Linked DNA regions of Mus musculus: all the other regions are linked to region 5. A link is a loop called in an ENCODE intact Hi-C map of the cell type or tissue named here. Cell type or tissue: heart. All regions are shown on one strand. Region 1 holds the start of Gm23595 (a small nucleolar RNA gene). Region 2 has its middle 15 kb from the start of Dock3. Region 3 overlaps Cacna2d2 (calcium channel, voltage-dependent, alpha 2/delta subunit 2). Region 4 overlaps Cacna2d2 (calcium channel, voltage-dependent, alpha 2/delta subunit 2). Region 5 has its middle 2.2 kb from the start of 4930429P21Rik. Region 6 holds the start of Cish (cytokine inducible SH2-containing protein). Region 7 overlaps Dock3 (dedicator of cyto-kinesis 3).

Region 1 (4,000 bases), 190 kb before region 5:
TAAAGCATTAAAGAACCATTATTAAAAGAAGCCTTTGAAAAAATTAAAGTTACAACCTACTATCACTGTGTGGGGGTCAATATGTGATTTAACTGTGTAGTGTTTTGTTTCTTTTATAAACATGGGTGCCCTTGTGTTTGGTGCATAGATGTTAAGAACTGCAATGTGAAAAAAAAAAAAAAAGAACTGCAATGTCCTTTTGGTAGGTTTTTTTTCCTTTAATGAGTCTCTATCTCTTTTGAGTAGTTTTGATCTGAAGTCTATTTTGTCAGATATTAAAATGGCTACACCAGCTAGCTCCTTGGGTCTATTTGCTTGGAATATCTTTATCCATCCTATTACCCTGAGGTGCTATCTATATTTATTAAGGTATGTTTCTTGGATATAGAAGAAGGATAGTTCCTAGGTTTTGAATCCATTCTATTAGTCTGTGTCTTTTTACTGGGGAATTGAGGCCACTAATGTTCAGAATTATCATGATCAGTGTTTGTTGATTACTGGTTTTGTTGTTGTTGTTGTTGTTGTTGTTGTTGTTGTTGTGATGGTGGTGGTGTAGGTTTTTATCCCCTCCTTTTAGAAAAACTATATACAAGTCATAACTTTACTTCTCTTTCCCCATATTGAGTCACTAAATGTTCTTTTATCTTTTTCATAATTCCTTATTCTTCTTGATGAAAATTCAGACTGGGTTTTATTCTTTTCTAGCTGAGACCAGTAGCTAAAGAGTGGCTAAACTGCATTAGGCATGAAAATATATAGTAGCTGAAAAACCTGAATGAATCTGCAAGATATGAGATAATAAAATCCGTAAGACAAGTCTGTCGGTCAGTCTAAACTAATATATGTATAATGTCTTTACACTGTCTCTCATACACAGTGACTAAAAAAAAAATGGAAGAAGAGGCAGTTGACAGGAATAGGAAACACTAAGATTCTATGTTTGCCTTTTACTGCTATAAATTTCTCCAGGAAAGACTAGGCTTGTGAAATAGGTTAAGTCAGAATTGCTTAATATAAATAGTGTAATTTCTAAGAGACCAAAAACACACACTTTCAAAGATCTATATAAAGTCCCTTTTTGGAAAAGTTAAGACATAAAATAAAAAAATGGGTTCAAATCTATACATGAATTAGCAGCTATACTTCTATCCTCACCAACAAGATGTTGATAAATACACTGTCAAAGAGGTTTATCCTTACAACAAAATGACAATCACTAGACCTGAAAACAGGGGGTGACTATGAAGAGCTTCCATTTACTTCCATGGAAAGCAAATGACTCTCCCAAGATTAAACAGGAAAGATTCCTTCCCTATAAAACGTGTCCACAATTATTGATTAAAGCCTACACTATTCATGAGTGACTTTAACCATGACCCCTTATTTGTGCGTATGGTCTGTGTGTGCACATATGCCATGCATGTGCACGTGGACACTGGATGTCTTCCTCAAACACTCTCCATTTTATTTTTTGAGACAGGGTCTCTCACTGAACCTAGGGCTCATCAACTCATCTAAAGAGGCTGGTCAGTGAGCTACATTGTTCTACCTGTCTCTGCCTCACCAATGATAGGATTAGAGGCATGTAATCCTGACCTCAAGTTTGTATGTATAGGGGCTGGAGATCCCAACGCAGGTCTTTGTGCTTGTACGGCAAGTGCTTTATTGACTAAGCCACCTGCAGTCCCATAGACCCCTTGTCACCACTGAAATCTCTCACAATTCTAATGTTTCAACTAAATTTTACTTGTAACTAATCTTCACACAAAATACTATCTAAAGCTACCCATCTGTTGTTGTCTTTTTGATCAAGACTTAAAAAGAAACTCAGCCAAAACCAAGATACAAAAAGTAAATTAGGAGATAGGAGAGACTAAAATAAACTGAAATGTCTCTTTTGTTTGGTATCCCAAGCTCAGACTAGGCTAAAAGGAAAAAGAAATGTTCTTAATCTACACTGTTTATTATTGAGGGGTGAATTTTTCCTGAAAAGGCAAAGTGAGTGTCCTCTTAACCAGGTTTACAAAAATGTCTTACAATTACAACTCCTTCACTGACACAAGAAATACATAAAACATTTTATGCTGAAAAGACCCTAGCAAAGAGCTACACAAAGTAAATTTAAAGGGGGGGGGATCGAGTGAAGAACTCTTGGAGGGGGGACCAGGAAAGGAGGCAACATTTGGAATGTAAATAAATAAAACAATTAAAAAAAAATCCATTCAGCTGCCTCTAGAAGCTTGCAGCTGTGGCTGCTGTGTTCCGTGTGAGTCAGTAGGTGGCAGAGAGGAGAGAGGTTACTCTAAGCTCAGTGTTCTGACCTAGGAACATCTGAATGATTAGTAGCCTCACACTCTCTGAAAAAAGCAAGCCTAAGATAATCACCAGTCCAACGGGGACTCAGACAGGGAGCTAGCCTGAGGCAATCACCAATCCCACACTGCCCAAGCCCTGGAAGACTCCTAGGACCAAGAGCAAGCCTGAGACTAAAAGAACCCCCTCCTGGGACTGAGGGTCCAGGGCAGGAGTGAGCCTGAGACAGATGACTCTCCCATGGAACCACTTGAGCAGACCAGGTGAAGAGCAAGCCCAAGATGACCACCAGACAAGTGCTATTGGACTTGAACAGGGAGCTGGCCTGAGACAACCGGCAGTCCTGGGGGAGCAAACCATGCCTGAGATGACCCCTGCCCAGCATCATAATGCATGAGTGGGGCATAGCACTCCTGAGATAACCCCAGACACTCAGAGACCCCAGAAACCTCTTAAAGGAGCAATTAAGTGGTGGAGAATGGAAGAGAAACTGAAACAGAAGGATGTAAGCACAGTAAAGAAAGGCAGAACTAGAGACTAAGAGTAATGAGGAACAGCCTAAGAAGAGTAGCCAGTGATGCCACCTGGGATCATGGTGAGGTTTTGGCCTGTGCTGCCCCAGTTAGGGGTGGGCTTGTTGCTATTTAAGGGCTATATAGAACTGGCCCACCCCTCAGCTGGGCATCATGGGAGAGCTGGCCCTGGAGGCATGAGAGCTGACTCTACCCCTAGCCAACTGTAGTACTCCACAGAGCGGTAGTTGATTGGAAGCCTAGCCAGGCCCTCAAAGACATGAGCACGGGGGACCCGGCCCTCCCACTCATTCACTGTGTGGTGGCATAGACAAGAGATATCCTTCTCCTTCCTCCACCCTCAACACCTGAGGCAAGCAGGAGGCCTGGCCCTGAAGTTGTGAGAGCAGGAGATCTGTCTCTGCCACTCACCAGCTGTAGCACTCAGGATGGTGGGCCCTGCACACCTCGCCTGGGTTGACAGCAGAGCTGACCCTGGTGGCATGGGGGGTGGGGAGAGCTTTGCCTCAAGGGCTTGAGTGTGGGAGAACTGTCCTACCTATCAGCCATGGGTTAAAGAGGGAGAGATGATACACACACACACACACACACACACACACACACACACACACACACCCCTTGCCACCTTCGGCAAACAGGAATGCTGATTCCCTTGATCATTAGAGTGGGAAAGATGGTCCTGCACCTCACCTGCTGCAGCAGTCAGGAGAGCAGGCTTGCCGGGGCAGTACAGTAGAGGTGGACGTAGGGGTAGAGGTTGCAGGAGAGCCAGCTGGGTGGTATGAAAAAAGGAGAGACACATTCCTCCTCTCCCTCACCCCTCACCACCTATAGCAGTCAGGAGAGCTGGCCCTGGGGTCATGAGAGTGGAAGAACTGGTCACGTCCCTCAACAATGGCAACACTAGGGAGAACAGGCCCTGCACCTCACCTGGGCAACAGAGTAGAGCTGGCCCTGGTAGCAGGGACTGTGATGAGCCATCCCCAAGGGCATGAGAGAGGGAGAGACTACAGGCTAACTAGTTCAGAAACCTCTCAGATCCAGGGTTTTGAATTGACCAACCCCAACATCTGCCCCATCTATGAACTGCTAGTGTATATGAAGAGGTCAGTCCTACAAATCTAAAGCTACAGGATCTCCCAAGACACAGGGCA
Region 2 (4,000 bases), 110 kb before region 5:
CTAGATCCCGGTTGGTAAGCTGGTTACCCGGTCATATGATGAGTTAGGTTAGAAATATCTACATTTTCACTTCAAATTTCATTTTATGTCTTTTTGTTTGTTTGGGGGGTGGGGGTGCTTGGTTGGGTTAGGTTTGGGTTTTGGTTTTTCAAGACAGGGATTCTCTGTGTACACCCCCCCCCCAGCTGTCCTGGAACTCACTCTGTAGACCAGCCTGGCCTTGAACTCAAAAGATCCACCTGTCTCTGCCTCCCAAGTATTTTAAGATAAAATTTATATAGAATGGCTGGGCGGTGGTGGCGCATGCCTTTAATCCCAGCACTTGGGAGGCAGAAGCAGGCAGATTTCTGAGTTCAAGGCCAACTTGGTCTACAGAGTAAGTTCCAGGACAGCCAAGACTACACAGAGAAACCCTGTCTCGAAAAACCAAAAAAAGAAAAAAAAATTAAAAATTAAAACACTGAGCAAAACATACCCAAACAGTGAAATGCCCCCATGAGAACCAGGACATGTACATCCTGTAGCTCCTTCTTAGATGTGATCTTAAGGAACAGGAAAAATGAGGCCTGGAAATACACGGCACGTGTTTGATCTGCACTTGATGAGATGAGCCAGGGCTGCCAGAGCACAAGGCGACATGCAGCTGCAGACATGGAAATGGAAACTCTTAGAACTTGTCTTTTGCTTGAAAGGCTTTGTCACCCTGTCTGCCAGTCCATCTTGTGGGCAGGGATGGGAGTCTGACCCCATTCCTGATACAAAAGACCTGAAGGTGAGCCAAGTTCATGAGCCCAGATGTGGCCTTTGAGAATCAGGACTCGGGCTGGAGAGATGGCTCAGTGGCTAAGAGCACTGACTGCTATTTTAGAGATCCTGAGTTTAATTCCCAGCAACCATATGGTGGCTCACAATCATTTGTAATGGGATCCGATGCAATGCCCTCTCCTGGTGTGTCTGAAGATAGTAACAGTGTACTCGAATACATAAAATAAATAAATAGATCTTTAAAAAAAAAAAAAAACAGCCGAGCATGGTGGCACACACCTTTAATCCCAGCACTTGGGAGGCAGAGGCAGGCAGATTTCTGAGTTCGAGGCAGGCCAGCCTGGTCTACAAAGTGAGTTCCAGGACAGCCAGGGTTACACAGAGAAACCCTGTCTCGGGGGAAAAAAAAGCCTTATCACAGAGAATCAGGACTCCATCTATCAATGGTCCAGGATGCTTACTGGCCTCACTACAATGTGTGCCCATAGATCCTTGGACCACTTCAGTGTCTTTGCAATAGAGTCCTCTGCCAGGACCTTCAGACTCTTAAATGCCCTGGCCCTCCTGTCTTTTCAGTTGCTACTTTCATCTAATCTTTTTACCCTCTCCACCCTTTAGAGCTGTCTCCTAACTATCCCCCATCCAGGAGTAATCTCCATTATTAGACTTTCAATGATTGCTTCTCGGCCTTTTGGCTAAGATCAAGTGTAGACTTTCAATTGAAATTAAAACTGTGGGTTTTTTTTTTTCTCATGTGTTTTCATATTGAATTCTCCCAAGAACCCTGGGAGCATCCTCATGGCCACTTACAGGCAATAAAAAAGAGCCCAAAGAAAAGAGGCTTGTCTAAGAGTACACATAACTGCCAGGTGGTGGCAGCACACGCCTTTAATCCCAGCACTCAGGAGCCAGAGGCAGGTTGATCTCTGAGTTCAAGGCTAACCTGGTCTAGAGATGGAGTTCCGAGACATTCAGGGCTACACAGAGGAGCCCTAGCTTGAAACAAAGCAAACAGACAAATGGAGTGCATGTAACAGCTGGTCCCAGAGCTCCAGCATTTCCTGGCAAGAGCCCGTCTTCAAAGAGCTGGACTTGGAAATTCTGCAGCACCTTGAGTAGGAAGTGCCCCATCTAGGACTGAATGAGAACAGATCTGAAAAGCCGTGGAACATACTTTGGGAAGAGAAGTTCTCTCTTTCCCCTTACCAGTGCAGGGCACAGCCTGTACCTTTTTTAACTCATGTCTAGATACAGAGAATCCCAGGGGCTTCTTGAATGGTGAAGAATGCAAAGGCTGCTCATGTCATTGGCAACCACTAGCCAGACAGACCCCCTAGGGTTGGCTGTGAACCTAAAGTCCCCACACCCAACAGTAGAGTAGCATCGTCCATTGCATTTGTTACTTTTCTCAGTGCTGTGACAAAAGTTGATGCCACCTCACAGCTGGGGGCTGCCTTCCCTTGTGGCTGGAAGGCGTGTTAGCAGGACTGGCCACAATCACGAAGCAGAAGGGATTAATGCTGGCGGTTGGCTCACTTTCTCCCTTTTATTCAGTATAGCAGCACAGCCATGGAACACTGCTGCTCACATTTATAGTATGTCTTCCCACCCCAATTAACTAATCTAGAATCTCCCAACAGGCATGTCCATGTTTCCATGGTGATACTAAATCCCATAGCTGATAACCAAGACAAACCATCACACCCATAAAACCTCCTAAACGCCTCTGAATTCACAGTGCCCTTACCTCCTCCAGATGGGAGCATTTACTCCTTGAAGCTGGCTCTCGGGAGGTAAGCCACCTGGACTGTCAGAGCCACAGGACAAAAACCTTCTAAAATCAGGCTCTGAAAGGCAGATGTAGGTGTAGTGGCTGATCTGTGGCAACATTTCGTGGTCCCCTGACAACACTCCCAACCTCTTATAGTCAGGTTCGTAAGCCCTTGCCCCGAGTTAGGATCTTTGCCAAGTCCCCTCTTTCTTCTAAACCTACCTCAAGCCCTGAGATCAAGCAAAGCTGCCACTCTCTTCCCAGGATCTCCAATGGCCCAGATGCCAGGAACACATCCTAGGATATCCTGTAGGAGCTGGCCAGATCATTACCCAGAGAAGGGGCTCCATTATAGACAGGCTGTGGCTTTCAACATCCCTACAGCTGACGCTGTATAGTCAGGGAGTCCTGATCACAAGCTAGGGGAAGTAGGCACTTGACTCCACCTGGTTGAGATTTTGATGTATGACTATGACTGAGACCTTCCTTATTCCAAGCTGAGCATCTCCCTATCAGGCCCATATAACTGGGAGCTCACCAGGAGGAACCTGCCCCTCTTTCTCTGACCTACTAGATCAGCATACTCTATCTTTTTTTGTTTTTTGTTTCTTCGGTTTTTTGGGTGTTTGGGGTTTTTTTTTGTTGTTGTTTTTGTTTTTCAAGACAGGGTTTCTCTGTATAGCCCTGGCTGTCCTGGAACTCACTCTGTAGACCAGGCTGGCCTCGAACTCAGAAATTAGCCTGCCTCTGCCTCCCAAGTGCTGGGATTAAAGGCATGCACCACCACTGCCCGGCTCTATCTTTTTTTTTTTTTAATTATTTATATGAGTACACTATAGCTGTCTTCAGACACACCAGAAGAGGGCATCAGATCCTATTACAGATGGTTGTGAGCCACCATGTGGTTGCTGAGAATTGAACTCAGGACCTGTGGAAGAGCAGCCAGTGTTTTTAACCACTGAGCCATCTCTCCAGCCCAGCACATTCTATCTTTAAAGACTATCTCCAGGACTGGAGAGATGACTCACTATGTAAAGTGCTCTCTGTGCAAGTTTGAAGACCCGGGTTGGATCCCCAGAACCCATGTAAAAGCTAAGCATGGTGTGCACATCAACAATCCCAGGTTGGGGAGGCAGACAGGAAGAATCCTGAGGTTTGTTGGCCAATCAGACCAAGCCATTGGGTTTGCTGATACTAACAGCTCCAGAAAACTGTGTATCCACAGGTAACTGAGTTCAATTTATTACCAGCAATAAGACTGTAAAACCACCTCAGAAGCCAACGGTTCTTCTGTAGTGCCTAAGGCTAGAAGAGTGCTGGTGTTCGTTTAGCCAAGCTATCCTAAGTCCTGGGCCTGATCAGCTCTGTGCCATCAGTGCAGAACCTAGTGAAAGGCATCTCCAAAAAGCTCTTTCCATCTGGGTACAGTGGCCCATGCCTTTAATCCCTGCCCTTGGAGGGCAG
Region 3 (4,000 bases), 110 kb after region 5:
GGACTTTATATAGTACCCCTGATGGGGTCTGTCCATGATACTTGTCCTGAGGTCTTTTGTCGCCTGTGGCAGCTTTTTGAATGTCCCTGGCGTTTGGGGATGAGGCTGACTCTTTCTGTCCTGCGGGTGTTCAAGTTTCCCATCCAAGGGTCTACAGGTTCACTTCTTGTTTATGTAGCTGCCCTGGGAAGCAAGAGGTTGAGCAGAGGGTTTGGAACCCCTAAAGGGACCACAGAGCTAGCATGAGTGCCCTAAAGGGAAGAAGGTAGCCCTACTGAGTCACGACTATAGGTAGGAACTGAGACGATGTCTCATAAGCACAAGCATCTGAAGTGAAACTCTAGCACCTTCGTAAACACTGGGGACACTTGTAGAGATGGGAGGACCCCTGGGACTTGCTGGCCAGCCAGTCTATAGTCAAATCAGTGAGCTCCAGGTTCAGTGAGAGACATCCCCCACCTCCACATGAGGTGGAGAGTCACTGAAGGTGCCACCTGGTGTTGGCCTCTGGCCTCCACATGCACACACCTACACATTTTTAAAAATAGTGGTTTGAAAGTACATGGTAAAGGATGGTAGAGGCTCATGATATGAGGGACTCCGTACAACCCCATAAATTGTTCCTTCTGCCTTAACCGTCCCTGCTGTTCCTCAGGCCCTCTGCCACTGTCTCCTTCCCTCCCCCACGTGCCTACATGACTCTGTCTGCCTCCCTGTTCCAGCATCTTTCTTCCATCCCCTGTGGGGTGAAGTCTCTTTGCTCTACTAACATGGATGGCTTAGAGTTGCAGCAGCTTGGGTACCCACTGGTGCCTTTGTTCAAATCAAACCAGCTATCTGGATAAAGGTGAGGACCACTGAGGCAGCGTTGCCATGGGAACTATTACGTGTGGTTTTTTTTCCAAATAACTCTCTGGGACAAGGAAACCAGCAGGCATGTGGTCTTGCTGTGACTGAGGCCTTGCACCTTGTGCCCTGGCCTTTCTGCCATGTCCCAGTTGGTCCCAAGACTAGGGGTTGGTGTTGGTGGGAAACTAGCTAGCAGGATCCAAGCGCCACACTTTCTCTGGTCTCCCTCCTGGGTCCATGCTGGAAATCAGCTCCCTGGACCACATCAATGTGGAGATGACCTATCTCCTGGGTAGGGGCACCTGCTGCACTGTCATTTGGATCTCCCTTGGGCTCAGGACCAAGCTCAGAGCCCTTCCAGGGAACAGAGCAGCTGGAACAGGCCCAAAGGAATCTTGGAAGTGTGAGACACCAAGGGCCTGCCATTCAGGAGTCCCTAAAGGGCTTCATTTGGGAATGGGAGCTGACTGGGCTGGCAGCTTGAACAGCCACTAGGATTCTGTCTTCATTACACCAAAAACCCCTTACAATCCATTTCCTCACTCTAGGCAGGATTTAGAGCTCATAGGAAGACAGATCAATCGGGAGAGCATGGCTTCGAGGCCTGCTAGCAATAGTCCAAAGAAGCCTCAAATGCAGCCACCAGGGCAAGCGGCAAAAGGACCCTGTGATAGGTCCTTGGCAAGAAGTGGAGCAGGAAGAGAGCCTGGCAGAGGCATGCAGGGATGAAACCCATGTCCCAAAGCTCTGCTCTTCAACATGGAATCGGGCATCTGCCTTTGCTGAGTGTCCTCTGCACACAGACATGGTGCTTGGGGGGACAGCAGAAGAGCTAGCTGTCTCTGTGTGCTATCAGTGGCTCCCTGGTGTCTGGGCTCCTCTGTTATCACCTCCAGGGCCGAGAGTGAGGTGTTAGGGAAAAGGACAGGGTGGCTGAGGGAGAGAGTTGAGGGTGTGGGGCCGGACTTGGGTAAAACTCAGGAGAAGGAGGTTGGCTAGCCAGGAATGAAAGCTGATGTCTTTCGAAAGCTCTCAGCGGGCATATCTAGCAGAAGAGTGGGGGCAGGGTGGGGGCTGAAACTACTCTCAGCCTTGGTGATAGTAAAGGCAAGGGCACAGGGTTCCAAAGACATGAACTGGGCTGTTGTTCTTTGGCTTGCAAGGACTCCCATTCTCACACATATATCAAACACTGGGGATTCAGAAACGGTGACTTCAGGAGAACCTCAGACTCCCAGCTCTGTGTCACCTGTTGGGACCTTGGAGTGTGGCCCTGACACCAGATCTTTTCTGGCTACTGGATCCAACCCAGTAGTCACGTAGACTTCAAAGTGTATCCTAAGCCCTAGAAAGGGGTTCCCAGGCTTTTCAAAAAGACGTGCAGTCTTTGGGAAACCTGTGCAGTCCAGCCTCAGAGCCTAGGAATGACCTTGACAAGCGAATCTAATGTGTTGGAACGTCATCCCTTGGCCCTGACAAGCCAGGCAGCTGCGCCCCCTGCTGGCACAGATCGGCTGGGTGCTGCTTCAACTGTGTAGCCCAGACCGCAGTAGTAATACAACCAGACTATGCTCCAAAGCATGGAATGGGGTGTGTGTGTGTGTGTGTGTGTGTGTGTGTGTGTGTGTGTGTGTGTGTGTGTGTGTGTGTGTGTGTGTGTGAGATGTTAAACCTCCAAACCTGAGATGAATATATCAGGGAGGACAGAGCATGTGGCTTTGTCACTCAGTCCTTTGTCCAGAATTGTGTTCGTTTGTCTGATTCTTGGTCCTCCTAACAGGATTCTCTGCTTGCCTTTCCTTTGGTCCCCTGAGGGCCTTGGTCCAGAGGCTGAGCAAGGGTTCTATGGAACAACCTGCCCTGGTGTCCACTCAGCACCTCAGTCCTCCCTGGCTGTACAATCAGGCCTGCCACTCACCCCCCTAATTGCCACAGCTCTGTAGGAAGGAGCGACTTCATACAAATTATTTTGTTCTAAGAGAAGAACAAAAAGAAAAGAAAGCAGAGAGAGAGAGAGAGAGATGGGGATGGCGGGAGAAGATTGCCTGAGCCTGCTTTCTGTGGTGCCTTAACCCTTGCACTGCCAGGCACTAGGCAGTCAGCAGAGCTGAAGCTCTGGCAGCACCGAGCCTCCAGCCCTTCCTCCTGTCAGATGGCAGCGTCCTTATCTCTGCACGTCTTCTGTCACTCTCGACCGTATCGCTCCCTGCCTGCCTGTCTCTCATCAGGTGCCTCTGTCACCTCCTTATGGTCCCCTCACCACCAGTTCTTCCTGTCTCCCCATGCCCCCACTTCTGCACAGCCTGGTGTCGAGGCTCTGTCAGGGTAGCGGGCTTATGACCTCTAATGGTGAAGGTACCAACTTAGGGTACAGACTTCCTGGAATTGTTTGAATGGGGGCACAGACCAGATCAGGCTTGGAGACACTCTCAGGTGTAGAACGCATGCGTATGCATGCACATACCCCAGACCCCGAGCATGAACAAAGATGTCTGCAGAAATCTGCTGCTGGGATTCACATACAGGCTCCCAGGCTACAGCTAGAGGACCCAGCCACACCCAGCCCCAAGCCCACACGCTGGCATGTGCACACAGATGGCAATATCAAGCCATGTCACATACTAACCATCAATTTACACCAACACATGCGTGTGTACTGAGACCGCGTCTCCTAAGGAGGAGGAATGGGCAGATTCATTCTCCCTACCCGGTCTCCATCAATATTCTGTGCCTTGAATGGCAGAGGAGCCCTGGGGGCTCCTAGAACTCTCCGTAGTTTCTGCAAATAGCCCAGGGCAGCCCCCGCAAGAGGAGCACAGCTGCCTGAGGCTATGTGCTAGAGTAACTGTGAGTATGCACACGTGAGAGATACGTTCGCGGAGATGTACATATATGTGTGTGTGTAGGTGTGAGAGCATCCTCATGTGGGGATGTGGTTTATATTATATGCTTTGCGGCTCCCCCTCACTCACCACACACCCCGCCTTCTGCCTCCCATCCGGCCTGCTCTTCCCTGCCGCTGCTCATAGCACACAGGGGGTTGCAAGTCATGACCCCTGAGGCCCAGACAAGGCAAACTTCCCATCAACCACCAGCACTAGCCACCAACTAGCCTATACACTGGACCCTCAGCCCAGATGTAAGCTATAGA
Region 4 (4,000 bases), 160 kb after region 5:
ACCTGCCCCTCCCCCTCACCTCTTGTTTACTTAATGAGGGAACCAGATCACTCACGTCACAAGAAAAAAAAAACTGTCTTTTTTATTGAGCATGGTCTTCCCAGTGCCCAGGCCCATTCCAACCCCCATAGTGCGTGGTCAGTAGAAAGAAGCACAGGAATCAGTAAGTGGGTGGAAGAAGGAAGACCCCGCAGGTCCCGGAGGTGCCGTCCTTAACTGAGTCTTCTCACTGGCAGGTATATACAGGGGGCCTCATCACCCAAGGACATGGTCATCATTGTGGATGTGTGAGTGAGCCTTGTAGGCTGGTGGGATGGGCTAGGACTGGACTCTTCTGCCCGGGCACCTTATGAGGGAAGGACGGGAAAACCCTGAGAGCCCACATGCATGCGCCCCCTCCATGCCTGGTTTCCAGGAGTGGCAGCGTGAGCGGCCTGACTCTGAAGCTGATGAAGACGTCCGTCTGTGAGATGCTAGACACGCTCTCTGATGATGACTATGTGAACGTGGCCTCAGTGAGTGGCAAGGTGGCAGGCAGGATGGGTACCACTCACCCCCATCCAACCTGCTCCCATGACAACCATCAGCCCTGTACAACAGCTGCACACTGTGTGGCCAGCCTGAAGCCACTCACCACCCCCCACTGTCCCCACAGTTCAACGAGAAGGCGCAGCCTGTGTCTTGCTTCACACACCTGGTGCAGGCCAATGTGCGTAACAAGAAGGTGTTCAAGGAAGCTGTGCAGGGCATGGTGGCCAAGGGCACCACAGGCTACAAGGCCGGCTTTGAGTATGCCTTTGACCAGCTACAGAATGTGAGCCCCACGGGTGGGCAAATGGGTAGCAAGGGGTGGGCGAGGGACCAGGCTTAGTGACATGGGAAGATGAAGATGGATTGCCTTGTTAATAGTAAACAGGCAGCTTAGACAGACAGTACCATCTGCCGTGAGGGAGGAAGCCCCACCCTGGACCTGTGAGAGACCAAGGATTGCCTGACTCTGTGTTCATCCTCCACTAGTCCAACATCACGCGGGCTAACTGCAATAAGATGATCATGATGTTCACGGATGGGGGTGAGGATCGCGTGCAGGATGTCTTCGAAAAGTACAATTGGCCCAATCGGACGGTGAGCCTCAGCCCTGGTGGGTGGCTGCCCTGAGCTGGGTCCAGGACGGGAGAGGGCCGTCGTCCTCCGGTGGCCATTGTGATAACCTCATCGTCCCGGCAGGTACGTGTGTTCACGTTCTCCGTAGGACAGCATAACTATGATGTCACACCCTTGCAGTGGATGGCCTGTACTAACAAAGGTACCTCATCGGGTTTCAGCCTCTGCCTGCTGTGTCCTTCTGCTAGCTGTCCATCCATGTGTCCAGCTGTCTGTTCACGCACTGTGTGTCTGTCCTTCCATACATACCCTTTTTCCGGTGCTTTGTCTATTTGGTGGGCTGTCTTGCTTGACCATCTGGCTGTATGTCCCCTGTCTGTCTGTCTCCAGCCTTTCTGCTAATGTCTGTTTGTTGATCAATCCATCTCTGTTGATTGATTGGGTAAAACTCACGTTTCTGACGTCCTCGGATGAGGCTCCTTCCTCCACCCTGTCTCTGTTAACCACTCCCACCTCTGCTGCTTCTTTAGACCCCTACAATCTATCCTCTCCTGTAGCGTTGGTCACAGTGCCAGGGCAGTGACAGGGAGCATAAAGGAGTTGGGGGAGAGTCACAATACACAGAGTGTTGCAGGTGTACCCAGGCGACATTACCCCCTGTGCTGCGGGCCTTGCTGTGCCAGTCAAACCCACATCTCCTCCCTTTGCAGGTTACTATTTTGAGATCCCTTCCATCGGAGCCATCCGCATCAACACACAGGTGAGGTTGTGGAGGAGGCGGCCCCTCCCAGGCCTTGGCTTCCCTCTGGTTGTGGCTGCATGCTTTGCGTGCTTTCCAGCCATGGGCCGATAGCGACCCCTGGTGGCTGCTGTTGTCCATGGCAGCAGATGAGAGAAGAGTGAGTTGGGAAGGACATTTAGTGCCTCTCCTCTCCCAGGAATACCTGGATGTGCTGGGTAGGCCCATGGTACTGGCAGGCAAGGACGCCAAGCAAGTGCAATGGACAAACGTGTATGAAGATGCACTGGTAAGGCTTCTGGGCAAAGAAAGGGGACTAGTGGCCTTCCCCCAAGGATGTCCCCACACAGTCAAGACCCTCGAGGGGCCCCTTATTGGTGTTGACCAAGTAAAAGAAAATGACAGGTGGCCTGTGGCTGGGCCCCTTCTCTGAACACTCACAGTGAAGACAGGGCTGGCCACAGGAGACCCCATCCTTCTCTCCCTTCAGGGGCTGGGGTTGGTGGTAACAGGAACTCTCCCTGTTTTCAACCTGACACAGGATGGCCCTGGGGAAAAGAAGGTGAGTTGCCCAGTGGGTTATCTGGGGAGGAGTTGGCATGCCTGGAGCAGGTCTGGGGATGGAGGAGGGTTAGGGCATGCTACAGATTTGGCAAAGCAGCTCTCCGTATCAGCAGCTTAGCCCTTAGGCCTGGGCCAGGGGGTTCTACTATGGAGTTGACTCATTATAGCATACCTTCCCATTCCTTTGTGTCCAGAACCAGTTAATCCTGGGTGTCATGGGCATCGATGTGGCCTTGAATGACATCAAAAGGCTGACTCCCAACTACACAGTAAGTGTCCACCTGCCCCTCTGCCCTGGTTTGCTGTCCATAGTGACACAAGCCAGACTCAGCAGGGGAGACATGGGGACTGAAAGACCGTCACAGAAAGACTTCCCAAAGGGTTTGGTCTGAAGCTGGGGACAGCAAGCTTCACGGGAAGGACTAGTCTGTGAGTGTTTCAGGCCTTGCTGATCTAAACATCCATTTTCCACGCTAATACTATCATGTGAACACAGCTGCACACAAATCATTGATAAATGGCCCATGCAGATTTGTTTCATTTTTATTGGTTGGTTTTTTGAGACAGGGTCTCTCTATATAGTTCTGACTATCCTGGAACTCACTACATAAACCAGGCTGGCCTCAAATTCACAGTGATCTGCCTACTTCTGCCTCCCAGGTACTGGAATTAAAGGTGTATACCATCATGCCTGATGGCCTATAAGGTTTTATTTGTAGATATTGATATTTGAATTCCATAACATTTTTACAACACAAAGTAATTATTTTTTTATTTTTTTTCAAAAAATACAATGTGTGTGGATATTTTGCCTGGATGTTTTTCTGTGCTGGGTACCTCTGGAGTCCAGAAGAAGACGCTGCATCCCTGGAAGTAGAGTTACAGATGCCCATGAGCTGTTGCATGGGTGCTGGAAGTCAAACCCAGTGCTCTGGGAGAGCAGTTAGTGCTCTTAACTGTAAGCTGCCTCTCCAGTTCCCAACCTTAAAACCCACTGGGCAGTGGTGATCCACTCCTTCAATCTCAGCACTCAGGAAACAGAGGCACACAGATCTCTGAGTTCGAGGCCAGCTTGGTCTACAGAGGGAGTTCCAGGACAAACAGGGCTACACAGAGAGATCCTGTCTCAATAAATAAATCAAGCCATAAAACCCACTTGAGGCTTACAGACAAATTATAGCAACAGGTGGCAGGCCAGATTCAGCCCTGCCCAGAAGTATGCTGGCAGGGGGTAGGGGTGGGGTGGGGCAGAAGGACTCTTCCAAATAAGAGCCTGAGAGTGGAAGGCAGAAACTGGAGCCAAGGAAGGGACAGACAGGATGGTGGTTTGGCTATTCAGAGCCTGTGCTTAGAGAACTTGGGTCTCAACTATGAAAGCAAGAACAAGTGCTAAATGTGTGTGACAACTTCAAGCCTGAACCATGGGAAACCTTTGTTTGGCCTGAGAGGCCCCACATACAGTAAGAAACTCAGAGGCAATGACTTGTTCTTGGATGCCACTCCCGGGTCTTCTGCCAGGCCTGTGGGAGCCTAAGAGTCTCTCCTTCCTGTCCACCACCACTAAAATGGGGACAGGAAAGCAACATTTGAGAA
Region 5 (4,000 bases):
GTTATTGACATGTGGCATCCTTTCTTCCAGACCTCACTCAGAGAGCACAGGCTGAAGCAAGCATTTTCTGTGTGTCTGACATGTGAGGGACAGCCTGCCTTTCAGGACCCACTCTGCTGGCTTAGAGAAAGGGTACTGACCAGAGCTGCTTCCAAAGTTTTAGTCAGGGGAGGCTGCCTAGAGAAGGCACAGAGACATACATGCCCAGTCACTTTCTCTTTCTGCTTGCTGGCCAGGATGTGGGTATGGCTCTGGCCAGCCTATGACTTTTCCCAAGAAATCCCGTGGAAGTTAGCTCTCTCTCCTAGCAAGCTCCGTGGTACCCAGAAGATCTCACAGTCCAGACAGATTCCCTTGTGGTGACCACTCAGGCTTTCCCATCTCAGAGGCAGCTGGAAACCCAGCACAGTAGGTCCCTCATCCACAGCCTGGGGACGAACTTCTGCAGTCATACAATTTAAAGCTTTTTTTCTGGATCCTGGAGCCCCTTAGATCTAAAGCTGGAGATGAGAGCTAACCCCTCAGAAGCTGTCCAAGGAAGGGGACTTAGCAAAATCATCTTAGAGGCCTGGCACCTATGAGCCTAGAGGAGTCAAGATGGTGAGAATAGATGGAAACCTGTCTGCTTGGTACCCAGGCACCCATCTGACATGACCCAGGAGGGCAGAAGACAGGCTTAGGCAAAGGCTGAAGGTTGGATGAAGGCCCAGAGTCCAGCTGCCTGCACTGGTGGGGCTGGAATCTGTGTCTTGCCATGGCTATGATCCTGCTGGATGTCACAACTCAGGGGGCTGCCTTGTGACCTGGAAGGGGAGGACAGGAAAACACCCAATCCTGGTACAGGTCACCCTCACAATGACTTCCCCTGGTCACCCCTCACCCGACTGCTCTTATGATCCCTCAGGACCCTCAGCCTTTCTCTTCCAGACTCACCTGGCTTTTCATCTTTGACCCAGCCAATAGGTTCTCGATTTTGACTAAAACAAGGCAAAGGGAAGCCGAGCATGATGTGTCTGTCTGCCACCCCAGCATTTTAGAGGCACAGACAGTAGGATTGTGAGTTCGAGACCCAGCTGAACTCCATCATAGGAAAAGCCTATCTAAAACCAAAACAAGGAGGAAGACAAAATTGAGGAGGGGAAGAGGGGAAAAAAGGAGCCAGGCATAGTACCTGAGAGTAACTTCTCATGTCCTGCACCCAACCTCCAGCCCGATGCATAGCACCTGCTACACTCCATGTCTGTCCATCCACCCTGTCCTTCTGCTCCTTTGTCAGAGAGGCACGGGGACCGATCCAGAGCCACACAGCCGGGAAGCAGGATGGCAGGGGGACGGCTTGGGAATGCCTGGCTCTTGGTAGAGCTGATACCCGGGAAGGCTGCCGGCTTCTTACTCCCCAGGACATTTTCTGATCAGACTGACACCTCCTGCCCCATCAAATAGAAAGCCAACTCCCCTTGACCCAGATGAGCACAAAAAGGCATTGAGCAGCAGGTCAGAAAAGAGTCGGAGTTTATGCCTGGAAAGTTGGCTCAGAGGAGAAGCCTCACCTACAATGGGGAAACCCACAAATATCCACAGCGCCCCTCAACTCAAGGGCATGGGGTAGGTATTGGCGGCTGGCAACTCTGGCCCCAGAGTACTTGATCCAGGAGTAGGGAAGGGTGTGGTGATCCCAGTCACCCTTAATTTTCGAGATTCTGCATGCTTGTCCCATCCGGGAGGCAGAGGGTCACCTACCTGCACTGCACAAGAGATCCTGACCACAGACTGGGAGTCTAAGTCTTCCAGCTGGGCTGGGAAATTCCAGACAGATAAGGTCTAGAAGTGGGGGTTCTGGAGCCTGACAGGTCCCCAGCAGGGACGCAGAGTCCAATCTACCTTATAATTTTTCATAGCAACTATGATGCCACCTGCTGGCAGCTCCAGGCACTGACAGCATCAGACAAGTCCTTTGGGTTGGCCCAAGCAAGAGTTGTCTTCTAGCCTTGTCCTTTGATCTCCCCCCTCTCCCCACCCTCCCCTGTCTCCTCCCTTCCCCTCCCCACTTCTTTCCTCCCATAATCTCCTCTCCTCTCCTCTCCTCTCCTCTCCTCTCCTCTCCTCTCCTCTCCTCTCCTCTCCTCTCCTCTCCTCTCCTCTCCTCTCCTCTGCTCTCCTCAACCCCGACCATTCTCTCTCATGAACTGGCACTGCACTGCCACCAACTAGAGCGTGAACCCCTTACCTCTATGCCCTGAATGCCCCTCTCACCTCCCCCTACCCATGCTGCCACCCTTTCTCTCTTGGTCAGGGTCCAGCAGATCCCCCTCTACTCTCCTGCCTTCAGACTGCAGGACCCAGAGAGTCACAAAGTGGGCCAAACCCTGCCTACCTGGCATTCACTGAAAGATTCATTTGCTGAAGGAAGCCAAGGACACCAGATTTTGAGACATTTAAGAGATTTACCGGGGCTGGTGAGATGGCTCAGTGGGTAAGAGCACCCGACTGTTCTTCCAAAGGTCTGGAGTTCAAATCCCAGCAACCACATGGTGGCTCACAACCATCCGTAACGAGATCTGACTCCCTCTTCTGGTGTGTCTGAAGACAGCTACAGTGTACTTACATATAATAAATAAATAAATCTTTAAAAAAAAAGAGATTTACCATCAGCTCAATAATAAGTCCATAAAATGCCACCCATAAGCCTAGGTAAGCCTAGGTATAGTGAGGTCCTGCAGAGTGAGAGTGTGGGAGCCTCCTGAATACCCTCAGACAGAGACAGAGCCATTTGATCTCCTAGTAACCCAGTGAGCATCCTTTGTGTGCCCAGATTGCACAGAGGGAAACAAAGGCACAAAACGATAGGTGTGCCTAGCATACAGCAGGGTCTGAACTTGACCCCAGGCAGGTTAACCCCAGAGCTCACTGCCAAAATTCCCAAAGAAGGAAAGAACATTCTCAGAAGCGAGAGCTGCTCCCACCCATCCATTTGTCTGTTCTCTTTGGTCACTTTCAGCTTGTCCACACAGGGTCCTCTGTGCTGGTGGGCACAGGTGGGGCTGGCCTTGGAGGAACCCCTTCTGTGAGGAGAGCAGAGGCAGTAAGGCTCTGAGCAATGACAGCATCCCTCACCAGGAAGTGAGGAAAGATACAGGTGATGTCACAGGAGACTACAGGGGTGACCCATCACTTCTGGATGGGGCAAGAGTTTGATAGAAAGCCATAGCGGTATATCAGCTGGGACAGATAACAAGTAACAGTGGATAGAGAACTTTTTCAGAGGCAGGCCACTAACAATGGTGATCTCCCCTGCAAACACGGAGCACATTGCTATGTGGGGCTCGCACCACACACCATTCCCATTCTGCTTCCCTTTCTAAATCACCTTGCCTGGACTAGTGCTGCTAGAGAGGAATCTGTTGGACATTGCTTTGAGACCACACCCGTGTCCCCAGCTCCTATCCTCTAAGTGGTGAGTGAGTTAGAAAGAAGCAAGTTCTGTTGATTGAAGGAGGCAGCGACTGGGTTTGGAGCCATTCCCACTCTGACCACCAGGTGGCAGTACATGTCCAGATTATTGGGTTGAAGGATGGCATAGGGGTGATGAGTGGGAATGGCGGGGTTGGAACTGGGAGAGGAGTTCCTTGACTGAAATTTGGCCCTGGTGATTTTTGGAAGGCATTTCAGAGGTCCTGGCAGCTGGTGTACAAAAGCTGCCCGCTTTGTCTGCCAGGAGCAGGTCTGGAGTGGGCCTGGGTCAGGATGAGTAGCTGCCGTTGAAGCCTGAGCCTCCAGGGTAGAGCCCGGTGCCTAGTAAGCGCTTAGAGCTTTTTATTGAGTGGAGTGTTGGATAAGTGGTTCTTGCCTCATGGGAACTATATGAGTTAGGGTATTTTAAGTAAGCAGAGAGCCTCCACTAAATGCATGCAGCTACTGTTCTTTTATTCTGGAGGGTGGCTCCTTCTAGTGCAAAGACAGCTCGAGAAGGTCCCGGGCTCAGGGGGTCAGGCATCGCTGG
Region 6 (4,000 bases), 62 kb before region 5:
CTGGTGTAAATTCCACAGGCGCTCCTGAGAGATAACAGCATAGATGTGAAGAACTTCCCAGGCCAGCATCCACCACATCAGACCCACCCACTGAATGAGCTCCCTTGTTGTTGCATGGGATAGCAACAACGTCCACGTGGTGCCGAGGAGAGTCTGTCACACAGAGCCACGGTGGTCAGGTTGACTTGAGAGGCCTCTCTGAGGGGCTGATGGTCAGCCCTGGGATCAGTCACCACTAGAAGCCTTGACACCTTGAAGCTTGCTTGGATCTGGTTAATAATGAAGGTCTCAGGCATGAAGCATCCAGCAGTGGGAGGGTGCCTGTGACAGCAGCAAACTTCCAGCTGGCTCACTGGCCGGTGTTCCTAGAGGAGATGACGCTGTCATCACGAGGTTCTTGATAGCAACCATAGCCTGAGCTGCAAGCACCAGCCTCTCCCAGGTCCTCCTCAGATTTATGATGCAGAGACTGTCACTTTTCCTTCTGTAGATGTGCTGCTCCATGTGAAAGTCAAGGTTGGTGCCATCTAAGTGGGTTCCCGTGGCAAGGAATTTGGGACTATCCTCTTCCTTTACCTGTAGGACATCAACGGCTCCAGACATTATGTGAGTTTTCCTTTAAGTTACAACAGGAATCAAGAACAATGCTGTATGGACCTGTCCCTGGGCAACACAGATTATTTAAGCCCAGGCTAACCTCAAACTCACTGAGTAGACAAGGATAGCCTTCAACGCCTGACCTTCCTGCCTCAACCTCTCCAGTGTTATAATTATAGGTGTGAGCCACCATACACTGCGTGTAGTTTAAAAAATATATATTCAAAGAGGTCAAATTTGCTTGTTGCAAGTGTTCAAACCATACTGAAGTATAAAAAGTAAGTAGTCCCATTTAAAAAAATGCCCTTCCAGGCTGGAGAGATGGCTCAGTGAGCAAATGCTCATGTCCTACATAAGCCCAGGAACCTATCTAGGTTCAACCCTTAGGATCTATGCAAAGAAGGAAAGAATAGACTCTATAAAGTCACCCTCTAACCTCTGCATTCACACTCACACTGTGCCATGCATGCCTGTGTGCACACTCATGCATACACACACATATCATCATCATCATCAAATTATAAATGTAAATGTCTGTGATTATACAAACACACATAGTTCCCATACCAATTATAAACAGAGGTTTTTCCAGCTGTTCATTTGACCCAGAAAAATCAGAACATGTAGTTTCCTCTCAATGCTTATGCTGTAGCAACCATCTGGAATCATGTCCCCTTCACACTGTTGTAGAGATTCAGAACATAGTATGCTGGGTTTGGGCAAGTTGGGTTCATGACAGCAGACTCTGGCACTTAGCCCTTCGTAATAGTAACAGTAACAGTAATAGTTGGGTGTTCAAAGGAACAGGGACTGAGGCCTTTGAAGTAGCTTATGGTGAGCAAATAGACGATGCAGTAAAGTGCTGATGGAGGGAACTCCCTCCTCCCCACCACATCTGCCTTTTGATGAAAGGCAACCTGCTCATGATGAAAGGATAGAAGCCATATACCGAGGCTATCTAGATTGCTGTGCATTCTTGTGATCCATCATTATTCTGGGAACGGGGCAGGAGTGTCCTGCAGCAACAGTAATTCATGAAGTGCCTGAGTGCACTGGGAAGAATTCTCTATTCTCTAGTTGGCTAGTGAGGTCTTAGGAAGGATCGCCACTGGGTGGCAGTGTGGGCCCAGCAGTCAGGGAGGGGTCCATTCAAGGGGCGTAGTCAGGAAATAGAGCCAGTAGTAAGGAAATGGCCAGAGGCATTCACAAAACTTGAATGAAACAAGTGGGCAGGTAGCTTGGGCAAAACAGGGCACATCATGGTTCCCAGCACGTCGTAGGTGGGATGTCTAACACTGTCAACTTCACAAAAGACTACTGGAGAACCAAACACTTCTCTCCCCAAGGCACACTGGAAGCCGTGTCTTAGTTTCCTCACGTACAAGGCAGCATTATCTGTGGTAGCTGTGAGGGCAAGGTGAAGCTAGGATTTGCTGAGTGTCTGGCACAAGGTAAGTGTTCAGTAGGCCCACTTGAAAGGGGTAGATCCAAGTTCAAAATCACAGCTCTGGGGTCCAGCGAAAGAGATCCACAGATCAAGGTGCTTGCCACTAACCTGACAACCTGACTTTGGGCCCTGGGACCCACAGAGTGGACTGGGAGAAGTGGTTCCCTCAATTCCCTCAGGTTATCCTCTGACTCTGTGTGAATACTGTGGCTACAAACACATGAAAACACACACGTGCGCGCACACACACACACACACCACACACACCACACACACACACACAATTTAAAAAAGAAAATCATGCCAGGCAGTGGTGGCACACATCTTTAATCCCAGCACTCAGGAGGCAGAGGCAGGCAGATCTCTGTGAGTTCAAGGCCAGCCTGGTCTACATAGTGAGTTCCAGGACAGCCAAGGCTACAAAGATAAATAAACCCTGTCTCGGAAAAAAAGGAAAGGAAAGGAAAGGAAAGGAAAGGAAAGGAAAGGAAAGGAAAGGAAAGGAAAGGAAAGGAAAGGAAAGGAAAGGAAAGGAAAGGAAAGGAAAGGAAAGGAAAGGAAAGGAAAGGAAAGGAAAGGAAAGGAAAGGAAAGGAAAGGGTAAGTAAATAAAAAGAAAACCACAGCTCTGTTGCATGACACCTGTGAAATCCCCCGTATCTTCATAGCAAAGCGGCAACAGACAGTTTCTACTGAAGAGTTAGTATGCATACATACAGGGATCCCATGTTCTCAGAGTACTCCTACTCCATCCTACCCATATTCCAAGAAACTGGCTTCTTGCTGTATTCTGGGAGCCCTGCTTGGGTTACACTTAACTTCCCCTCCAGGGCACCTACGGGGAACTGAGTCCCTTGGAGTAATCTCTTATCTTCCCTAAGAACTCCTTCCTTTTCACAGGGTTTTATCTTTAGCTCTCTATCTTGGGTGGGGCACCCAGAGCCTAGCCTGGGCTGGGGAAAGCCCAGTCACTATACTCAGATTCTAGACACTGCCAGAAGCCTGTCATCGCTGCCAAGAATCTTATAGCTACCCTTTCTGAGGAACGTGGGTGGTGTGACGTGTGTGGAAGGAGTGGGTGTACTGGTTCTCCAGATCTTATCTCCCCATATCCTGAACCGTGGATGTGGAGGGAGATCACATAGACCCTACAGCTCCTTGGTAAACCAGATATGGTGACTTAGCCTATAAGTTCACATTGTAAACCTGTACTCAGAAGTTTGGGGCCAGCCTGGTCTACAAACTGAGCTCCAAGGTAGTCTGAATTCAATTTTAAAACAAAAACAAACAAGCCATCGACAGGGCTGTCTGGGAGCTGACTATCTCTGTTTACTGACTCAAGAGGGTAATTTCCCCAACTGTCGGTCCACTCAGAGATTAGGCAAAGAAGGGATGAGATCATTTGATTACAAAAGATTAGATGTAACCTGAACTCTTTTAGCTGTAGTGGCCACAGTGGACCTCCTTAGTTCTTCCGTCCTCTTCAGGGCTCCAGGCCTCTCCCTAAGTCTTTCTCCAGATCTCACAGCACACCACCCACCTTCTCACACAGTGTCCTGCAATAAGCGAGACCACGGCCGCCAGAGACAACGTCCGATAAACTAGAAGCGGCTGGCTAAGAGGACCGGCCCGACCCTGCCCCCGCGCTGTAGTTCTAGGGGGGGGGGGATAAGCGCACCCATCCCCAAAGAAGTAGAGGGAAGACAATCTGGTCTCCAGTTGCATCCACATTCCTTCTTAACTTGTCCCCAACCCAGTCTTTTGCCTACTAGTCTCTAGGTCCCGCCCCACTCGGGCACGTCAGTTCAGGGTCCCTGCACTTCAATAGGTCGGTCTAGATGCTCGTCTCACGTCCAGCGATACGATTGGTCAACTCTAGGAGCTCCCGCCCAGTTTTCCTGGAAAGTTCTTGGAAATCTGTCAAAGGTGTTTCCTTTCTCGGTCCAAAGCACTAGAC
Region 7 (4,000 bases), 450 kb before region 5:
GAAGCGTACTTAGTGCTGGATGGTGAAGCTGTCCTTGATATCTTGGCTGACAGAGGCTACCATCATACCCAGAGGGAAAGGGTAAGGAGAGCTGAAGCCTGGCGCAGAGTTCCTGGGGTTTCTGAACCTTGTGCTCTAAGGGCAGAGGTGTGGTCTGGACACTAGCATCTTCTAGAGGTTCCGGGTGGGAGCCAAGGCCAGCTTGTGACAGAGCCATAAAACAAGGACAAGAGACACTTGAAATAACAATCACAATGTTCTGACTTGACACACACTTACCTTCTTCAAACACCAGTGATTCTATTTTCTGCTGGCTTCCTTTTAGGCATATCCCTTCCAGATGGTAGGCTCCCAGAACCTTGGTTCTGCCTATCTGTTGGAGCTCTGCCTATTGCAGTTCTTAAAGCCAGTCTAGCTGGAAGTGCAGGCCCCTGCACATAGGCGGGTTTGACCCTTGCCTACTTCCCTTGATAAGCATGGAACTAATCAAGAAGTTAAGGGACTTATACTAGGCTCTTTTTGTGTTGTTGGTTTTCTCCAGACAGTTTCTCTGTTAACAGATCTGGCTGTCCTGGAACTCGATCTGTACACCAGGCTGGCCTCAAACTTGAGATCTGCCTGTGTCTGCCTCCCAAGTGCTGGGATCAAGGATGTGTACTACCACTACCCAGCTTCATGACCTTTTCTATGAAGACACTGCAGTGACTCTAGCTGAGGTAGAGCACTGAGGATCTTCTCATCTGTGGTTCTTAAGAAAACTTTCTATAGAAGCAGTAAGATAATGTGCTAGCTTTCCTGTGATGGGGTAATATGAACAGTTCTGCAAATACATACTTTATTGAATCAGACAACAGACTACCCACCAGTCCCTTCATGGCAAAGTCATCTGGACCCCAATGCTTCTGGCTGATTCAGCTCTGAGAAGCTGGGTAGTGGAGACTAGCCCACTGGCTTCAGCGGACAGGTGTCTTTGCAGATCCTAGGCAGGCTCTGAGTCCCTGAAACCCACCATCACCTGGCCTTTCCTGAGCCTGTGGTGCCAGCACTGTAACAATATCCAAGCAAAGCAAACCCAGGTCTTCAGCCAGCTCACTGCATGAGTCCTTGAAAAATCCTCCTGTCCATTGTAGTCCAAAAAGTCTGTGTAAATACCAGCAAGTATCCTTTTTCAGTTATTTTTGTTACTTTTTCTGTTGCAGTCCTGAGAGAACCTCTAGGCAGGCTTTAGGACTTATCTTTTACAATGGCCTACACTGATAAGGGAATGTATAAAGTATGGTTATTTAAAGAAATTAAACTTCTTGTTTTGTGGCTTTACTGATTTTCATCTTGTTTTTAATAATCTCAAGAAGATAGATGTTTAAAGAAAAGAAAAAAGGGGGGTGGGGAAGCTCCAAACCCCACTGTTTTTTTCTCCTGCCTTCCCAGCTGAGAGACTGAGCTCTTTGGACATCTCTGAATGTGACTATCCAAAAAGGTCAAAAAATAAACATCACTTTGACATCAGCTCAGTCAAAACACGGCTCATGATGCCAACTGTGCATCTACGCCTTGATCCACGCTGGGGCTGTGATGGAGCAACATCCTCCCGAAGGTCTAGGAGCTCTGCTGAGGACTTACCTCCCAACTGTGGTGCCCCTCTTGTGACAGAACAAAGGATGACTGTACATTAATTTTCTTCAATTCAGCTGACTCACTTGTCTCTGCCCTAGGCAGCCATCCCTTGGTGGGACAAGGGTGATGTTAATGTTAAGACATTTAAATACCATAAGGGCTTGTCCATTCATAGGACTTTTGAATTGCTTCAGGTGCACTCCAAAAACCCTTAGGCAAGTTGGGTCCTAGTCCACTGGATTACACATCTATTTCACTGGCTTATTCTGCCTTTTGATCACCAGGGGGAGCCACGGACTTACAAGAATAAGACTGTACTTTGCAGGCCTCTGGTCTTACAGATTTCCACAGTTACAGGAACCATAGCACAGGGTGTCAATGGGTGTCAAGGAAGGACAATGATCTTATGATGTAGGAGTGAGGAGGAGGATTGCACTCTAGACCTGATTTAAGGAAGCTTTTTCCTTCACTTACCAGTGACAAGAAGACATTAATGAATGAGCAGACCACTCACTGCCTTGTTTGCCAAGAGTACCTCCATCATTAGAGGACTGGTGAGTGTCAAGACATGTAGCCCCAATTCAGCATTCACCTCCTCCCTGAACTGCTCTTCTGAAGGTCATGAGTTCAAATCCCAGCAACCACATGATGGCTCACAACCATCTGAGCAGAGCACAGCCAAAGGTGATTAAATTAGCCTGTGACTGCTCTGCTGTAACCTTACCCACTTCTCCTCACTTTGTCAAGGTTTTCCAGGCTGGTCACTGCACCTTTCCACCAGGACATACTACATCAGCTCTTTCCATTTTGTCTGCTGAGGGTCTCACAGGTTTGTATACATTGAAAGAGCCCTTCCTTAATGTTATATGTTTATACTGTCTTTCTTTGTATACAAAATAATTAGAAGAAAAAGAACTCATCCTTCTGAAGTCTGAAATCAATAGCCAGTGACTGGTTGACAGATCAGACCACTTTGCATGGCAAGCATCTCAGTGGGAAAGAACTGGGTTTTCTCCTGGGTCCTGTCCCTTTACTGACACAGAAACCCAATTCTGGCTACCAAGTGGAAGCATGGCAGAAAAAACTGCCAGCGCAGGATCTAAAGTCAGCTAGGGAGAGGTGACCCAATCCTGCAAGCCTGGGTGCTGAAAATACAAGCATTTCTAACCCGAAGGTGGGGCTGGTAGGCAGAGAGAGAGAGAGAGAGAGAGAGAGAGAGAGAGAGAGACAGAGACAGAGACAGAGACAGAGACAGAGACACACAGAGAGAGAGAGACAGAGAGACAGAGAGAGAGACAGAGAGAGAGACACAGAGAGAGAGACAGAGAGACAGAGAGAGAAAATGAACAGTCCCTAAGCAGGCATCACTTTTCAGGCATTATTTAAGGTATATAAATATCAATGCCTGAGTCCTTGTGACAAATACGATCAGTGATAAGTAAATACTCCGGTAGACATGGAATTAAAGGCGATTAAAAGGAGACAGGGGGCTGGAGAGATGGCTCAGGGGTTAAGAGTGCCGACTGCTCTTCTGAAGGTCATGAGTTCAAATCCCAGCAACCACATGATGGCTCACAACCATCTGTAATGAGATCTGATGCCCTCTTCTAGGGTGTCTGAAGACAGCTACAGTATACTTACATATAATTAATTAATAAATCTTTAAAAAAAAAAGGAGACAGATTTTACACACGACTGGAAACATTTCCAGGTGCTAGCCTTCATGGCCCTTTAGTGAGTGATGATGGTCCACAAGCTGGCTGTATCTAAGGTTAGACCTAATTCAGTAACAAGGGCTCCAAACTGGCCCCAAACAAAGCCAAAAGGAAAACTGACAGTAATATATGCTATTGTTTATTTATTACTGGCCTAAGAAATCTAGAAGCTAAGAAATCTAGAAGGTAAAACTGACAATAGTAAATGCAGGTTGTTTTTAACCTTTAGGTGTGCCCTAAATTTAGACTACCCAGAACAACTCTGAGCTAGCCACAGGCTAATCCAAACTTAGATTTTTTTCCCTCCTTAGTGGGTATGAAAGGTGGAGAACTGCTTGTACACTCAAGGCCTTGTCTATGGCCTCCCCTTAGGAAGGAGATTTTGTACCCATCAATAAAAACTGTACAAGGAGGACAAGCATGGTGGCACTTCCTGAACCCCAGCATTTGGGAGGCAGAGGCAGGTGGATTTCTGTAATTTCCAGTAGTCCTGGTCTATACATTGAGTTCCACACCAGGTAGGGACTACATAGTGAGAATTTATCTCAAAACAACAACAAAAACCCCAAACAAAAATCCCCTCCCCAAATCACAAAGGCATCAGCTGCGCAGTCTCTTGTCTTCTAATACACCCTTGTTACTTTTCATTCAACTAAAAACCTCCCTCTCTC

What was found. Hi-C counts contacts between places; a loop is a spot of excess contacts. Peaks named below come from ENCODE experiments on the same cell type or tissue, not always from the same donor. Only the 100,000 strongest peaks of a DNase experiment are listed, where the experiment ranks them.
Region 1: a loop joins it to region 5, with 2.6 times the contacts of the local background. A loop is called at or near these places in 4 of 42 quality-filtered maps.
Region 2: it touches region 5 in a loop (2.2-fold over the local background); 5 of 42 quality-filtered maps call a loop at or near these places.
Region 3: it touches region 5 in a loop (4-fold over the local background); 21 of 42 quality-filtered maps call a loop at or near these places.
Region 4: it touches region 5 in a loop (6-fold over the local background); 39 of 42 quality-filtered maps call a loop at or near these places.
Region 6: a loop joins it to region 5, with 9 times the contacts of the local background. A loop is called at or near these places in 20 of 42 quality-filtered maps.
Region 7: a loop joins it to region 5, with 4 times the contacts of the local background. A loop is called at or near these places in 10 of 42 quality-filtered maps.

Annotation. Positions count from the first base shown.
Region 1 is chr9:107,162,752-107,166,751 of GRCm38, forward strand. The region is part of intron 2 of Dock3 (dedicator of cyto-kinesis 3); the gene reads right to left. Gm23595 (a small nucleolar RNA gene) reads left to right here and starts at 2,226; the gene lies at 2,226-2,355. In heart, a CTCF peak has its summit at 2,258 (motif pointing right); no DNase peak of the experiment used is centred here; H3K27me3 peaks cover 310 bases.
Region 2 is chr9:107,244,728-107,248,727 of GRCm38, forward strand. It overlaps the pseudogene Gm51734. Among named protein-coding and RNA genes, the nearest start is that of Dock3, 15 kb to the left of the region's middle. In heart, a CTCF peak has its summit at 1,636 (motif pointing right); no DNase peak of the experiment used is centred here; H3K27me3 peaks cover 280 bases.
Region 3 is chr9:107,461,368-107,465,367 of GRCm38, forward strand. All of the region lies in intron 2 of Cacna2d2 (calcium channel, voltage-dependent, alpha 2/delta subunit 2), which reads left to right. Among named protein-coding and RNA genes, the nearest start is that of Gm34037, 27 kb to the right of the region's middle. In heart, a CTCF peak has its summit at 2,330 (motif pointing left); a DNase peak (open chromatin) is centred at 2,334; H3K4me3 peaks cover 1,131 bases; H3K27ac peaks cover 4,000 bases.
Region 4 is chr9:107,512,818-107,516,817 of GRCm38, forward strand. Cacna2d2 (calcium channel, voltage-dependent, alpha 2/delta subunit 2) reads left to right here. Exons shown (of 38, transcript NM_001174049.1): 9 at 237-287; 10 at 416-515; 11 at 656-814; 12 at 1,018-1,125; 13 at 1,228-1,306; 14 at 1,815-1,864; 15 at 2,043-2,132; 16 at 2,334-2,405; 17 at 2,602-2,676. Among named protein-coding and RNA genes, the nearest start is that of Tmem115, 19 kb to the right of the region's middle. In heart, a CTCF peak has its summit at 1,968 (motif pointing left); a DNase peak (open chromatin) is centred at 1,854; H3K27me3 peaks cover 601 bases.
Region 5 is chr9:107,354,284-107,358,283 of GRCm38, forward strand. No RefSeq gene overlaps it. Among named protein-coding and RNA genes, the nearest start is that of 4930429P21Rik, 2.2 kb to the left of the region's middle. In heart, a CTCF peak has its summit at 1,917 (motif pointing left); no DNase peak of the experiment used is centred here; H3K27me3 peaks cover 1,313 bases.
Region 6 is chr9:107,292,721-107,296,720 of GRCm38, forward strand. Cish (cytokine inducible SH2-containing protein) reads left to right here and starts at 3,939. Exons shown (of 3, transcript NM_009895.4): 1 at 3,939-4,000. It also overlaps the pseudogene Gm17040. In heart, a CTCF peak has its summit at 1,708 (motif pointing right); DNase peaks (open chromatin) are centred at 1,741, 3,045 and 3,981; H3K4me3 peaks cover 1,031 bases; H3K27ac peaks cover 709 bases; H3K27me3 peaks cover 591 bases.
Region 7 is chr9:106,902,025-106,906,024 of GRCm38, forward strand. All of the region lies in intron 49 of Dock3 (dedicator of cyto-kinesis 3), which reads right to left. Among named protein-coding and RNA genes, the nearest start is that of Manf, 12 kb to the left of the region's middle. In heart, a CTCF peak has its summit at 1,886 (motif pointing right); no DNase peak of the experiment used is centred here.